Regions from separate parts of the Homo sapiens genome. Here region 1 is linked to region 2. A link is a loop called in an ENCODE intact Hi-C map of the cell type or tissue named here. Cell type or tissue: PC-9. All regions are shown on one strand. Links, peaks and the distances in the headings refer to the core of each region. The heading gives the core; the rest is flanking DNA.

Region 1 (8,325 bases), core at 326-8,325, 1.1 Mb before region 2:
TGTTTGTTATGAAGAAAATCTGGATGCCTGTGATTCGAGAATTGAACCTGAAACCCAAAGTGAACTGGGGTGGGGGAAGGGAAAAAGGAAAGTATCAAGTGTTGGGAAACTGGATTCAGTGGGATCTACAAGGAATGTCATTTTTGTGCATCCTACAGTGAGGAGTAACTGATCAGGTGTCTATAACATTTTTCATTCTCTCTGGAAACAGACTCAGGTTTCTTTGGACCAAATCCAAAAGAACACATAGCTGTAACACAGCTGTAGTTGACTAGAATGCTCTGTATACTTTATATTAAAAAATGCTTTGCATTTCTTCCAGTGCAATGAAATTCATATGGTGTCCCACCTTATTTAATGATGGTACAATTTAAAATCTTAGTCAACTTCTGTAGAAAGTTTTCTCTATGAAAGTAAAGCTGTTTGAAAAATTATTATTTTTTTACAGATCTTTCTATAAAAAATAAACATCTTTTGATTGCTTGGATTTAGGAATTCAATTTTTGTTTCAGTGACCAATGTCAAGTTGCAGGCTTTGTGTGTTGCATATTTAATATTTCTACTACCACCGTATGTCAACTGGGTAAAGCCTTCCAGAGCTCTCTAAATACCTGAAAGACTTAAGCCTTTTTTTAAGTAATTAATACTTAAAAAAAAAGATCCTGGCATCTATTTATGCAACTAAATACTTTTCAGAAATGGTATATAAAAGGCTACAGTTTAATATCTGTATTTTTATAAAAGTATGATGAAGGGTTTGGGGTGTTTTTATTTGTAGCAGAGGTAAGAATATGTATTCATATAATCTGCCTACTTTTGAGTTCTCATATTAACATTTAGATAACATATGAAGTATGGCCCCCTTGGATCCTTGTTTTTAAGTTACTTTCGATGTGTATACGAACAAAGACCAGGGAGAAACAGAACTTTTAAAACTATAGGCTGCTGTGTTGGGGCCAGAAATAAGGTGACAAGTAAAGACTTTTATAATACCTACCTTCAAAATTAGAATCAGCAGCACTGTACAAATAAAGTGCCTGTGCTTCACCTCACACCAAGAATCTTGCCTAACCCTGTCAGAGTGCCTAATATCCTGTGGTGATTATGTATAATGAAACAGTCTTATTTTGTGCTCTTTGGTTTCTTAAAAGGAAAGCTTGTTTTCTTTCCTTTATCATTACAGAGGTATGTCTTTGGTTCTTAAACTATCTGTCTAAAATAAAGCTGTAAAAAATTAACAGACTTTAAAAGGCAACTTTTTTTTAAGTGGTATATTGTGAACTTTAAACAAGCAGCCTACTCAAAACAAGTATGGATGAATTTAAAGAAAAGGCATAAATTGAACTACCAGCAGACCTGAATGGAAAGATTATTAATGATCATTTTTTCAGTGATAATAAACAAGCTTCAGGAAATGAAGCTTCAGGGAAAGGGAACTTTTTATGAAGCTATACCCCCTACCTCACTATAGAAGAGTACAAGGATGTGAAGAAATGCCTTCCCTTTGCCCACCCCCGTCAGCTGGGAAAATAAATGCCACTTTGTTTCAATAAATGGAGAGTTTGTGGAAAGCATGGCAGGCATCCCAGTTTTAGAACTAGATGAAAGGTAGGTACTAAAGAAAATACCTTCAGTTTAATTCCTGTGGAAATAATGGTATGATTAAGATTCTTAGAAATGCCAAAAACTGGACTCATTAAGTACACACTGGCTAGGTAACTAGCCAGTGTGTACTTAAAGGGCAAATCTTCCAACTAATATAGTAACTGTCTAACAACAATAAACCAGTTTATAGTTAGCATTATAAAGTACCAGTGTACACAAGTATTGCTTCACTGCTTTATTTTTGAAATCACAAGCAATTCAAAGTGATCATCATTGAGGCTTCTGTTAAAAGTTCTTCCAAAGTTGCCCAGTTTTAAGATTAAACAATATTGCACTTTAAGATGAACTAACTTTTGGGATTCTCTTCAAAGAAGGAAAGTATTGCTCCATCTGTGCTTTTCTTAGACTAAAAGCATACTGCAGAAAACTCTATTTTAAAAATCAACACTGCAGGGTACAGTAACATAGTAAAGTACCTGCCTATTTTAGAATCCTAGAGAACATTTCATTGTAAGAAACTAGCCCATTATTTAAGTGTCCACAGTATTTTTCATTTCAGTGGTCCAAGATGCGAAGGTTTCCAGACACAATCTTGTTCTCTAATACTGCTCCAGGTGGGATATCAATTCTGTCACCATGATTTGCAATGATGATAACCGTTCCCTAAGTGACAGGGAAAACAAAAGAGTGTACTTGCAACTGAAATGCAATTTGATTATCTTACAGTGATCAAGTTTATGTACAACTTTTTTTTTTTTACAGTGAAGTAACTTTTTTTATAAACAATATTAAACATGAAAAACAAATAACAGTTAAGGAAAATTGTAATGTGTCCTTCTGTAACAATCCTGGCAGTAGTTCTAGATTCTCTGTCTCCTTGTTAGAGGTAGAACTAAGAGCGGGAAGTGGACCCGGTGCCACAGCATGGCCAGCCCCTTTTGGAGGCCTACTTGCAAGGCCACCAGCATTATCTAACCTTCATAGAGAAATTAAAAGGTGCTTGGTTTACATTTACATATAGGGCTTTTGTTGTTGTTTTTATAACAGTTTACTGATAAGATTTTTCATGTCTTAAGTCTTTAGGCAGTCTCAGCAATAAAATTCAATATATGTATTTGTTTTTTCAAGATCTTCATTTAAGTAAGTAGCTTTAATGGGAGGAGTATATGAAATCTAGTTAGGAGATTTTTTAAAAAATTACATGATTTGGAAAAAGCTATTGTATCTTTGGTGAGCTTTAATACTTTTATACCCCCGTTTCCCTCCTATTTCTTACGTGAGGCTGGAATGACACTGAAGAGTACCTGAGTACTACAATAATGTAAATGAATATTCTTACAGTGATAACATTCCTTTAATAGGTTATATTCAGTACAAATTGTCATTTTTTTTCTGCTTTTACTCAATCATCTTTAGTAAGCTAATGCTAATAGTGATCCTATTTTAAAGATTCTCATTTCAGTAAAATAATTACACTAGTAATTAAGGTGGCACTAAGACTAACAAGTATTCCTTAAAGTAAATGTAAATTTATGACTAGAAAATGAGACCTATATTGTAAGCTGTAAGAAATATAATTTTCATTGTAACAACATACCTTTAATGAAACATTTTTTCCAAATGTCACATCTCCTGAAACTGTGAGGTGATCCAATTCAAGCATATCTGGTATACTTTCAAATCTTCTTAGATAATCTTGAACCTTACAGAAAAGGAGAAACATAAAAATTTGTCTCAAATGGGTTCAAAGAAAGACAGGAAAAATATTAACAAGAAAGTTTAACTGAACTGTAGAAACCTTTTTTGGCAAAGCTCAGGTCCTCTGTGGGAAGCACCTACTTATTAAGCACTCATTATATGCTAAATGCCGTGCAGGAAAGACCAGGAGCTACAAACATTGTTTTTACACCAAGCAATTTACAAGATAGTTGAGCAGATCTAAGGGTTTTTTTTCTTTTTTTTTTTAAAGATAATCAACATGCCAAGAGCCAGATGAATAGTTCACACAATCTGAATTTAACTGAAAAAAAGAGATCATGCTTTGAAGCAGGCTAGACTGGAGCTGGACTTTAGTGGATAGGTCGGATTCTGAAAAATTAGAGCACATTTTAGGAAGAGCAACAGCACAAATTATTATGTTATCACCATCTTTGTCTTTTTATTTCCTTAGATTTACAAGCACTAGAGATTGTCCTATGTGACCCCGTTTCCTATTTTGCTGGGAAAATGGGAGCAATTAGAAAACTTCCACTTGTTTCCATCCACCACCACCACTACTTTGCCCCCATTGCCCATTACTCTGCCTTCCTAGTACTGGAATTGGACTGCTTCTATTCCTACTTAAAGCCAGCCTCTCCATTTGTTCATCAGATCCCTTCTTATGGCCTATCAAGTGTTGTTTCAGCAACTCTCCCTCTTCAGTCTTTTTTCCCTCCTGACTGCATTCCCATTAATGTATAAACATCCTCCCATTAAAAAAAAACAAAAACTCAAATCCTATATTCCTTTCTACCTATAGCCCCATTTCTCTGTTTCTCTTTAAGGCAAAACTCTTGAGTTTTCGATATTCATATCTCCAATTCCTCGTTTTTCATTCTCTTTTAAATCCATGCCTGTGAGGCTCCCAAACCTCCATACTGATAAATCTAATTCTCATCTTACTTGAATCAGCAGCAGCATTTGACACATGATCAATCCCACTTGAAATATTTTCTTCATTTGACTCTGAGGACACATGCATTCATAGTTTCTAATTCCCCATCTGCATTCTACACATCCACAGCAGGTGGCACCAAACCACACCTGCTGTGGACTAAAACAGACTTGGATGGCAGAGCAGGACCCCATAGGCCAACCACAAAGGCTCACAGTGTCACATTTCATTGATTAAATTTTTTGGATTTCACTTATCAGGCTAGGTTGGAGTTTTACAGCAGGTCCACAGATAGTGCTGTTTTGTTCAATGTTACTTTGTTATAACGCTGATGAGGGGAAAAAAAGGATTGCCAGCCAGGGCTACTGTCTGTGTGGAGTTTGCACGTTCTCCCCACATCTGTGTGGGTTTTCTCCAACTATTCTGGTTTCTTCCCACATCCCAAAGATGTGCATGTTAGGTGAACTGGTGTGTCTACATGGTCCCAGTATGAGTGTGGATATGTGTGAGTGTGCCCTGAGATGGGATGGCGGCCTGTGCAGGGTTGGCTCCTGCCTTGTGCCCTGAGCTGCCGGGATAAGCTCTGGTCACCAGTGAACCTGAACTGGAATAAGTGAGTCAAGAATTATCTTGTTTTTATTAATCAATGTATGTACAGCTCACATTTATTTCAGAGTTTAATATTAGAAGTGTTTTGTTTTTAAAATTTGGTGATATTTTTGTGACCAGAAATAAACTGTAGGAACTGAACTCTTGTTTATATCAATTAGCCTATGGCAAAATGTGTTACACATTGTTCTGCTTACTGTGGCAGTTTCCAAGAACATACTGATGACACTGAGGATGTACTGTACTTGCTATTCCACCTGTCTAGAACACTTTTTGCACTAGATACCGATTTGTCAGACTCAATCAACTCAATGAGGCTGCCTGTGGCCACTCAATGTAAAATTACACCATCAACACCACCCCGCCACCTCCCCAGGCATTCCCTATTCTCCACCCTTGCTTTGTTTCTCCATAGCATTTTCCACCACTTGGTATATCATACATTTACTTACTTATCATCCTTTCCCCACTAGAATGTCAATTCCGTGAAGACAAAGATTTAGTCTGTTTTGTTTACTGCTAAATCCCTAGAACCTAGAACACTGCCCAGTACATGATAGGCATTCAATAAGTATTTGTTAAGCCAGAATTAACCTTTTCCCACTGATGAAAGCAGTACTGGTCTTGGAAGAGACAGAAGATAAAATGCCCCAAAATTTAAAGATTATTTTCTACTCTCCATATGGCAATCATGTTTCAAATGTGAAGTAAAATATTTATCTTCTATGGTCAATTCCCTTTAAAAGGTATCAAAGACAGAGGAATACAACAGGTCAGTGGTAGAGACTGTAATTAGTCTCCAATTCACATGTATATCATATCTTTATAATTACACATTTAAGAAATATGAACTCACATATCTTTATAGTTACGTACCTTCGTAAAAGAACTGCCTAATTTAACCAAGGGCACTGTAGGAAATTCCCGCTTTTCACTCATTGTCAGAGATCCTGCATTAAGACTATAGAGGTTTGACATCACCAGCAAGAGATCTGATGTGGTTTTGACAGGCAGAAAACGGCTCCTTGGCACATTAATACCTAGAGAATTCTCAAAACTTTTGATGGCAGCCCCTACTGCAGTTTCTAATTGAATGACATTCAGGCCTCCATCCAAAGTCTGTAAGAAATTAGGGGTGGGGAATAGAAAACAGAGGTTTTAGGCACCTACAACTTAGTTCCATGTAGGTTAGTTAATATTTGGGAAGTGATTTCAGAGATCCATTGATGGAAAAAAAAAAATTTTTTTTTTTTTTTGAGAAGGAGTCTTGATCTGTCACCCAGGCTGGAGTGCAGTGGCGCAATCTCGGCTCACTGTAGCCTCTGCCCTCCTGGGTTCAAGCAATTCTTATGCCTCAGCTTCCCGAGTAGCTGGAATTATAGGCATGTGCCACCTACCCAGCTAGTTTTTTGTATTTTTAGTAGAGATGGGGTTTCACTATGTTGGCCAGGTTGGTCCTGGCCTCAAGTGATCTGCCGGCCTCGGCCTCCCAAAATGCTGGGATTACAGGTATAAGCCACTGAGCCTGGCCAGAAAAATAATTTTGAGAACTGACATTTATCAAGCACCTATCATATGCCAAACTCTTAAACATGTAATCTTTTTTCAGTCTTAAAACTCTTCTGTTCAGTAATATCATTTCATGATAAACCATAGGTTCAGAAAACTCATGCAAAGTACCGATGGCCAAATGACCTATGAGTGTCAGAGCAACAACTAAGACTGAAGTAGGTTCTCTACTTTTGAAGCCCAGTGTTTTTGCCACTACCACAACCCAGGGTCAAATATAGGGCACCATAACTTGGCACACTAGAGGGGTGACAGCAGATTCTGGAAGACAGGGCTAGGAACTAGAGTCTGAAAAGGCAAAAGGGAGTGACCAATGGAATAGATGGGACAGAGGGAGTGGGCGATGGGGTCTGTGTGTAGCCTACTATGACCTTAGGAACCAGGAAGCTCAATGGGCCACAACCTTGGCTTACCTTTGCATTCACAATGATTTCCATGTCAATGGCATTTTGCTCCTGCAGTCTTTTAACTGCTGCAAGAGAAATCCATAGGTTGTTTGTATTAAATATTTTGAACTTTGATACAGACTTGAACTCGTCTACATGTGCTTTTGGCACTTGAGCAATTTCCACCAGTCTCAGTTTGCCTTCATATTGAGTGAGTGTCCCGCCCTAGAAAGGCAGAAAATAGTGAGTGCCTCCACATCAGTCTCAAGTGCATTTTTTTGTAAATACAAAGATAGTGATTATACAAAAAATATATAAATACATTATGTAGAAACAGAGTAAATTTTCATAAAAGGGACAATGAAATAACATTTAAATGCCAAACTAGAAGAGTATTAAAGGTTTGGACAACTTTACTGAAAGATTTCACATGTTTCAGATTTTTGCCATAAATATGTATGAAATTATTTTAGTTAAAATTACTGATGTAGCTTATCCAAAAAAATAGAGATGATTTTGATACTATTTATTATGGATTTATGATACATACTATTATGTCAAACAGAACATATTAAATGTGTTGTTTAACATAGAAACTTTCAAATAAAAAAGTCTTTAACTTCATAACTTACGAAATGTGAAAACATGAAGCCCTAAACTGCTTCCTCTCGGTATTTACCTTTACATCTGCACGTGTTTTATTTGTGACTTCCATGACAAATTCACAGCGTTTTCCATTGGGTGGGTTCATTAGATGATTAAGAATATACAGATCCACTGTGGCACCCAGATTATCTATGTTAGACACAAAAATATACTCTTTGCCTTCTCCTATAAAGGTATCAAGCAATCCAGAGTTGTAGAAACTGGCGTAAATATCACCATGACCTGGAGGGTACCAAGCTTCTGTATTTTCCCCTGAGTAAGACACGTCCTTTGCTACAGGAAGTAAAGATTCTTTATTAATCCTCGGGTACCTTTAAAAAAAAAAAAGTTCTTTTTCAATATTGACCCTGTAGAGCATTTCAGGCCTTTAAATAAAATAATACATTAAAGTTAAATAAAATTTCACTTCTTTTCAGAGTCTATCAATAAGTAATTTAATTATAGGTGAATCCATTTAAGAAAATCTCTCAGTATCTGTGTTGTCCAAAATCTGTTTTCCAGATGGTGATAGCTGCTGCAAAAACATGTCTCTATGGTCATACAGATGGGAGGACCCATCATATTTTTAAGATATTCATGTTTTATGACTCTCCAAAAGAAGGGATGTATCAAGTAAATTTTCTCAAACTTATGTAGTTGTGAGATTGTTCTTTTCCCTGAAAACCTATCTGGGAAATACTGCCCATTCTTACAAATGGATATATTCAGGGGTGGATCTCTTTCTTTCCCAGAAAATAAGCACCAGGTTAGCATTCCAAGATGTCTGCTTCCCACCACTAGTAAGAAAGGTAAAGCTGGTGATGGGGCAAGAGGAAAACGGGAGCTAGCACCGCAACA
Region 2 (8,344 bases), core at 88-8,087:
TTTAAATACTATCAAATTATCTACCTCAGTAAAACTGATGTTTATCTTAAAAACCTTTCATTACAAATGGTTTTTTTCTTTAAAAAATTCAATTTTTCTAGAACTATTTGAAGAAGCATAAAAAGCAAACATTTAAAAGCATGTTATCACATACATGTACTACTTAAAGTTGGTATATAGAACCTCAGTCTGGGAGTGAAGAAAATGAATGAAAATGAATAGTTTACCACTCATTAGCAATATGACTTTGGGCTAGTTACCAGATGATATCTTAGTTTCCTTATCTGAAAATGAGCAAGGAGAATTTTATGATTTCTAAGTTTTCTTCTAGCTCTAAATTTCTGTGATTTGATTATTTTAATCCAGAAACCCACATCTATATTGGGAAACTAGGTTTTAAGGTTATGGAATAACATAATAGTGAGTTATAACTTAAAACAACAAAAATATTACAACACTAATTTGAAATAGATTAACTGCCTGAAAGCAATGCTTTCAAGATAAAACACAAGAGACAATAATTGAATAGGGTTGTACTCATTTAATAATGGTATAAACACTAACATCTACAAAACAGGATATTTCATTGATGGGTACCTCTTGTGGAAATAGTCAACTTGTCTGCAAAGCCAAAATCTATAAAGTAACAAGAGAATTACACAAAAATATTTTAGACCTTACTTTTCAAATGGAGTTCTGTTATACCGTGTATAACTTACATGTAGAAACGAAAATTATTTAAAATTAATGATTACTAAAGTTACAACACAACAAGTGTTTATAGGAGTAGAGCCTTATTTCTTTTAATAATACATAATCCTTATATAAAGTAACACTATTTTCTGTAAAGCTGTGCAGTTCTCTAAATGTTTAATGTTTAAACATGCCACCAACAAGCATCTGACTAATAAAATGCAACTTCAAATAAAGGGAAACAATTTACTTCCTATTATTATCTGATACAGGTACTGCTGGAATTCAATTTCCTTTCAAATGTGTGCTTTTTTCAAAGAACATCCAACCACCCACACATTATTTAAAAAACAAAACAAAACAAACAACAAAAAACCTTTGTGTTAGAAATTGTCCCAGAACTGTATTTTGACGTTTTTAGCAACCTGACAAACCACTCTGTTTGCTTTCTTCTGCCAATACAAATCAAGCCAAGGACTAGTTTCTTCATTTATTTCATTCAATGTCACAAGACGACATTATGTCAGGGTAAAGGTCAATCATCAAGAATGCATGCTGCTGCTACAGTGGAAATATAAATATTCACCTGGGCTTTATTTCAAAGACTGGCTCACTGAAACTATTTAATAAGGCCTATAAAACTAGGAGGATGTGGAAAAACAATGTGTAAGAAACATTTTTCTCAACAAATTATATTCGCTGACATCATATAGAAAACTAAAGGTGCTACTTCAAAAACAAGTAAGTTTTAGGTAACTGGCATCAGAAAGGGGTTTTTCCTAGTTGTTTTAACAATCTCATGTTTTTTAAAATTTGCAGGAGTGCTACCCTGCAGGCATCTGTGACAGCATCACGAGGTTTCATATTTAGTGTGGGTGGTTGGATAAAATTGGACATTGATCAGTTTTGTGTGTGCTGAAAGGCACCAGGCTGGAACACTGTATTCAGCATTGGGTATGAGACTGCCAGTGCAGTGGGTTGGAAGATGTATGCATTGGCACTCCGTGTGGAACCAGGAGCTTACTTAAAAGGTTACTGAAATCTTGACTTTGGCAGCTGTCATCTTTAAGTGATCATGAATAGTTAAGAATTAAATCCAGAGCCAGACCTCTGAAGATCAGAGGTTGTGCACGTTTGAGGCACTAACCGTCCTTTATAACATTCTGTCCTCAGAAACAGAAAGCAGGGAGTAGGCCTTTTGGTGGGTGGGTGGGTGGAGAAGTGTTACATAGTTGAGAAAGTCACATTTTTAAAACACTCAGCTAAACTTAACTCTATCAACTTTCTAGGTGGCATTTAAATTAAAACGTCAGCAGATGTAATTACGTAAATAGATGAAGCAACTTTGTAATATTTTACCAAGTTAGGAATTCCAAGGTCTTTTTCTACTACATATATATGTGTTTGTGTCTTCCTAATGTACATTCTGAACCCTTTGCCTCCAAAAACAATTTGAAATGGCTATGCAGTCTCACAGAGCACTCTTATTAATGGCAACAGCCAAAAGACTACTCCATACTATCTGTTCTTGATGACTGGGTATTATAAAGGGCCAGCAATATCTCAAACATGCACAACTTCTAGTCTCCATAGGTGTGACTCTGGATCTAAGGTTTAACTCTTCATGATCACTAAAAGAAGACAGCTGCCAAAGACAAGACATTTTCACAGGACATATGCTTTTCACAGTGACTCCTCTCATGTTCCCTACCACCAGTAAATCAAATATTTTTCCCACCAGAGCTAAAATATGGTAACACAGAATTATTCATGCACAGATGAGTGGCGTTTCATAGATTTGTGCTACAGCATCTAATACATCTAACAGGGTCACAGCATGCCTTCAACATCTGCAATTAGTAATGAAGGTACTGGAATGGTATGATCTATTAGGTGTAAATTAAATATAGGTTTCTGTTAAAGATCAAGCTTATTGGCAAACCTTCAGAAACAGGTAAGAAGAATATAAAAACAAAATTAAGTAAAATAATTTCTTAGTAATAACAGAAAATAATTGCTTTTCTTAAGTGAAAGGAGGCAAAAAAAGCCTCTTATAAATTAGTATGATAAAGTTTAAAGGAAAAATATATAGTTAAACTGGAATTTCAAGCTTCTAGATTCCAGAAACAGGGTTATTTTAAGTTTCCTAATTTTCTAGAAAATAACAACAGGGTTTTTTTTTTGGTACACAGGAAAAGTCCATAACATGAGTATTACTCAGAGTGACAGATTAATAGACATATGCAATACCCACCCCTCCACCTATACTATCAAAGTTTAGTTCTTTTAATTGGAAGAATTTGGTTTTAAGGGAAAAAACATCACAACACATACGAATTATGACTCCACTCCCTAGTGGGCAGAAGTTGGGTGATTTAAATAAGAGAAAACATACAAATATTTTATATTGGAATAGGAAAGACCACATAAACCTTTAAATATATAACATTTCATCAGCTAGCATATTTTTAAGCAATGTTAGAAAAAATTACAGAATTATTGTATAATTACAAAAACATCATTTGTCTATGAAAGAAAACAATTCTAAACCACTTAATTTAAAAGAGGCATTCTTTAAAAATCCCTTTTCCTGGCATTAAAAATAAACTGTCACTGAGAAAAAGAAAAAAATTCTCCCAAAGCCTTCTATCTAAAACACAATTCATATTTTGATGTAAAGAAACCATCCTACTCCATTCCCCCAAATCACAACCTTAAAGAGTTGCTACTTAAATATTAGCCAGTGCTCTGTGAACCATTTTATATTAAAATTGGATAGTTCTAAACACCACACATATAAAAAGTATTGTTTGACACAGTGCCATTTTGATGATAAATTGCAATCTATAGCTCAAATAATTCTACCCAGGGATTAACATTTCAGAGGCTGAGCCAGAGATTATGTGTGTGGATCTTGAATTTCATCATCTCCCTTTGGCACAATAGCTTATTCTTCCTTTTTTCATCTATTCTTTCATGAAGGGTCAGGAAAGCTTAGCCTTGCTATTGCATTCATTTCATCTCTACATTAACCAGATACCTTGCAGTCTTTAGTTCTTATGTGTTATTCCATTACAACTACTATGCTGCACTGTGCTATGGCTAATGAGGTTTGTACCAAATCAAAGGGTGCCATCAAGTGGTTATAATACTCTAAACAGCATTACACTAAATGACTATTCCAGATAGGCTTTCTTCAATATAGACAAACTTGCCACGCCTCTATGAAAGAACACATTAATGGAGCAAGGGGGTGGGGGGGGGGGGCAGCGGTGCAGTGTGGGGTGGTGCAGGAGGGGCAACAGGAGTATCCATATTAATTGTTGTTTTGTATTTTCTATCCTCAGGGATTTCTTTTCCTGCATAGTATATTTATAAAATATAACTTTAGAACCATTGTTAAAATTAGTATTTATGTCAGCAGATTATCAAATGATATTTATTAAGTATAATTCAAGCACGGCAGCAGAACTGGGAACTAAACTTTATCAGTCAAAAATCATGACTATACTGATAGGAGCTTATTTCTGAAAATAAGCAATAATAGTGCACATACTTAAAGAAAGACAGCGTCTTGTCAGATTCATTTCCTATTGCTAATGAAAACTTGCAAGGCTATGAAATACAGCCAGTAATATTTGGTTTATGTCATACAGCCATGCCTGCGGTCTAACAAGGAACATAGCAGTTAAAGTGAGAACGTATTTTCAGTTATTTAAAACTTTCAGCAGTCTACTCAACAGGCTACAGGGGTCCCTTAGAGTTTTGAAGACAGGAATCAAGAACTGCTCTTAGAAAACACACAAGATAACATGCAATTCAAAATTGCCCACTCTGCAGAGCTGGCCAAACTGCTGCTGCCTGCAACTGTCCTGTACCAGTGAAACCTAACACATAGGCTTAAAGCATCTTCATAACTATATACTTAATTCTGCTGCGGAGAAAGCAAATTATCCAAGTTCAGAAATTAAACAAGATGTGAAAAATTAAATCATAAAAGCTAACTTAATCTTTAAGATTCAAGGTGCAGTACGAACACAGTAGCAAACTCCAGGCAAAACTAAAAATCTGTATGATGACATTGATATATTTTCTACATAGCTATTGCAGATTGCCTACAAAAATATTTCTCATCCCACATTTTCTTCTAGAGCCTTACCACTTCCCAATCAAGAGGTAGAGTCTAATTCCCCTCCCCTTTGAACCACGGCAGGTTTGTGATTGGCTTACAGCTAACATAAAATGATGAAGTAACACTATGTGGCAAGGCTAGGTCAAGAAGGTGATGCAACTTACACTGGGAGAGCTAGAATAGTCATTCTTGAAGTCTTTAGCTGCCATGAAAGTAATCCAACTGCCTTGAAAAAAATCCACACTAACCCACTGAAAGAGAGGAAATGGAGAGGCCTTGATACCACATGAAATGCCAGGGTCCATCTCATGGGCTCCAGTCCTTCCTCCCCTCATGTTCTACCCCAACCACCTCAGACTACAACTGCATGAGAGATTTCAAAGCCAGAACTGCCCAGCCAAACCCTAATATGACTATAATCTGATCTATTTAACTGAATCACAAGTGGCAGAAAATTATCAAGTTCCAGCAAGCATTGCTGCACTGCTTATAACAATGTTTAGTTGGTTACATACGGGAATGCAGTAGACAACTAATGCCCACAAAGCTGGAAATACAAAATGGAACAACACGCAGAAAGGTCAGAAAAATGAGATCACTACCTCTGATGGATGAGGAAAGGATGATGTGGTTCAGAAAGAAAAAAAAAAGTTTCGTAAGTTTCATTTGGGCAAGGAGTTATATATGTCCTGGAAAAGACTGGAATGGTATTACAGTAGTTTACAGCATAAGCAGAAAGTTTAAAAATATTTTAGGGCAATCCACATAAAAACACTAGAAACCAATGTAAGAAAAAGTAGGTTGTATAAGAAAGGTGAAGGAGAATACAGGGCCTTAAAATATATATTTTAATAAGAAAAAGAAAATAAAATTTAAAGGAATCTCACTTGGAAAAAAATCACTGATATATCCAACTGCCTTCTGGATATCTTTCCCCCGCCACAACCCACTCCTACCAATTCTTCCTTTGTGTTCTCTATACTGACTAAGAGCAAATTATCTAAACATTCAAACTAGAAATCTGGAAGTCACCCTACACTCTCTGACCTCCCTTAGCCCTTGAAATGAGTCACTAAGAAGTGATTCCACTACCTTCTACACACTTCTGAATCTTTTTCGCCTCTTCTCTGTCTGCACCTGCTAAGGCCACTGTCCCAGTTCACGCCCATGACATCTGTTACTTGGATAACTGAATCAGTTGCCTATCTGATCTCAAGTCCTTCAGTTTTGCACATTTCAATTCATTCTCTATAGAAATATCTTTTTTAAACTGTGGGTTATGATCCATTAGTGGATGGTGAATTCATTTTAATGGGTTGCAAAGTCAATTAAGCGGTTTGCAAACAGCATTCTAAAACATCAGGATAGAACAGAAAATACCACAGTACATCCCACAATACTTGTAAGAGTAAGACTTGTTTCAGTTGTTCACAGGTACATATATGTGTATACTAGATCATAATATAAAATGTATTTCTTACAGCTACAGTAAAAAAAAGTTTGAAAGGTAAAAACTGATTATTTAAAAATACAAATCTGACCATATTATCACTCTGCTTAAAACTTTTCCATGCTTCCTGATAGCTTACTGGAATGATGAATCAGAATCATAGAGGGTCCAGTGGGCAAATCTATATGTTTTCATAGTCCAGAAGTGATTCTCATAGGCAGCCAAGTTTGGGATCCACAGGCTGCTAGGATAAAGTTCAAATTCCTCGGTATGGCACACAAGGCCATCCATAGTCTTACCCAAGATGAGTAAGGGCTCATGTTGATAGCTTCAACCCCTAGTACTCTCCTCACTTTGGGTATAAAGCTGTAACAATTTTATCTCTGTGCCTTTACCAAGGCTATTCCCTCTGTGCTTACCTCAGACCCCATTCTCTTCACACAATTATCTGGTGAGTGAACTTTTAAAAGTCTTTCAAGTTCATGTGGCAACTGCTCCATAAAGCCTTTCCCATGCCCCTGATAGATATGAGTACTCCTGGACGTCTTCAAGGGGCCTGCCACCTGCCTCTTTAGCATCCTCACTATATTTCGATGATTTGCTTACAGATCTGCCTCTCTGACTAGATTGAGAACTACATGCAGGTGAAACTTTGTCTTATTCATATCCCCAATGTTAGGAAGTAAATGTATAACCAATATCACAGTACCCAGGATAATGAAATCCAAAAAACAATCATTCTGTGACCCAAATTAAGTAGAACAATGGTCTCCTTTATAAAAAAATTCAATCTTTCTCTTCTTCAGTTTGAAAAGAAAAAATGTGATTTTGGAAAATATCAAAAGAGGTAGGAAACATATATTGTTAATTGCTTTGGCTGAAAAGATTTAATATAAAGTAAATACATCATGATTTTTAGTGATTTAATTAGTAGTTTTATATCCATTTCATGTCATTTGACCACTTTTCTAAATTTTTCCTAATTTTAAGGGTAAAGGGGAAATTCTTCAAAGTTATTAAGGCTGATTTATTTCTAAATTCATCCTGCCCCAGAGATCTGTGGAACTTTGAACTTGAAAGAGATGATTTAGGGTATCCAGCAGAGGAAATTTCTAAGCAGCAAAGCATTCAGGAGGAAGCAGAGCAAAACATTTGGAAAATTTACAGCCTGACAATGTGATAAAAAAGAAAACCCCATTTTCTGGGCAGAAATTCAAGCCAACTGCAGAAATTTGCATAAGTAATGAGGAGACTAATGTTAGTCACCAAGACAATGGGGAAAATGTCCCCAGTTCATGTCAGAGACCTTCACAGCAGCCCCTCCCATCACAGGCCAGGAGGCCTGGAAGGGAAAAATGGTTTCCTGAGCCAGGTCCAGGGCTCCCCTGCTGTGTGCAGCCTTGGGACTTGGTGCCCTGTGTCCCAGCCACTTGAGCAAGGGCTAAAAGGGGCCAACATACAGCTTAAGCCATTGCTTCAGAGGGTGCAAGCCCCAAGCCTTGGCAGCTTCTACGTGGTGTTGGGCCTGTGAATGCACAGAAGTCAAGAACTCAGGATTAGAAACCTCCACCTAGATTTCAGAGGATGTATACAAAGGCCTGGATGTCCAGATAGAAGTTTGCTGCAGGGGCAGAGCCCTCATGGGGAAACTCTGCTAGGGCTGTGTGGAAGGGAAGTGTCAGGTTGGAGCCCCTACACAGAGTCCCCACTGGGGCACTGCCTAGTGGAGCTGTGAGAAGAGGTCCACCATCTTTCAGACTCCAGAATGGTAGATCCACTGAGAGGTTGCACTGTGCACCTGGAAAAGCCACAGACACTAAATGACAGCCCGTGAAAGCAGCCAGGAGGGGGGCTGTACCCTGCAGAGCCACAGAGGTGGAGCTGCCCAAGTCTGTGAGTGCCACCTCTTGCATCAGCGTGACCTAGCTGTGAGATATGGCATCAAAGGAGATCATTTTGGAACTTTAAGGTTTAATGACTGCCCTGTTGGATTTTGGACTTGCATATGGCCTGTATCCCCTTTGTTTTGGTCAATTTCTCCCATTAGGAATGGGTGTATTTACCCAACG

Evidence for each region. A loop is a pair of places that touch in the nucleus more often than their neighbours do. Peaks named below come from ENCODE experiments on the same cell type or tissue, not always from the same donor. Only the 100,000 strongest peaks of a DNase experiment are listed, where the experiment ranks them.
Region 1: it touches region 2 in a loop (12-fold over the local background); 2 of 110 quality-filtered maps call a loop at or near these places.

Annotation. Positions count from the first base shown.
Region 1 is chr2:63,885,063-63,893,387 of GRCh38, reverse strand. UGP2 (UDP-glucose pyrophosphorylase 2) reads right to left here. Exons shown (of 10, transcript NM_006759.4): 6 at 7,502-7,799; 7 at 6,850-7,047; 8 at 5,744-5,986; 9 at 3,203-3,307; 10 at 1,828-2,268. The coding sequence ends at 2,161. VPS54 (VPS54 subunit of GARP complex) reads left to right here. Exons shown (of 23, transcript NM_016516.3): 23 at 1-1,238. Among named protein-coding and RNA genes, the nearest start is that of UGP2, 47 kb to the right of the region's middle. RefSeq lists a silencer at 4,279-4,573. In PC-9, for the core only: CTCF peaks have their summits at 4,199 and 4,405 (motif pointing right); no DNase peak of the experiment used is centred there.
Region 2 is chr2:62,783,011-62,791,354 of GRCh38, reverse strand. All of the region lies in intron 5 of EHBP1 (EH domain binding protein 1), which reads right to left. Among named protein-coding and RNA genes, the nearest start is that of EHBP1, 81 kb to the right of the region's middle. RefSeq lists an enhancer at 5,993-6,062. In PC-9, for the core only: a CTCF peak has its summit at 3,791 (motif pointing left); no DNase peak of the experiment used is centred there.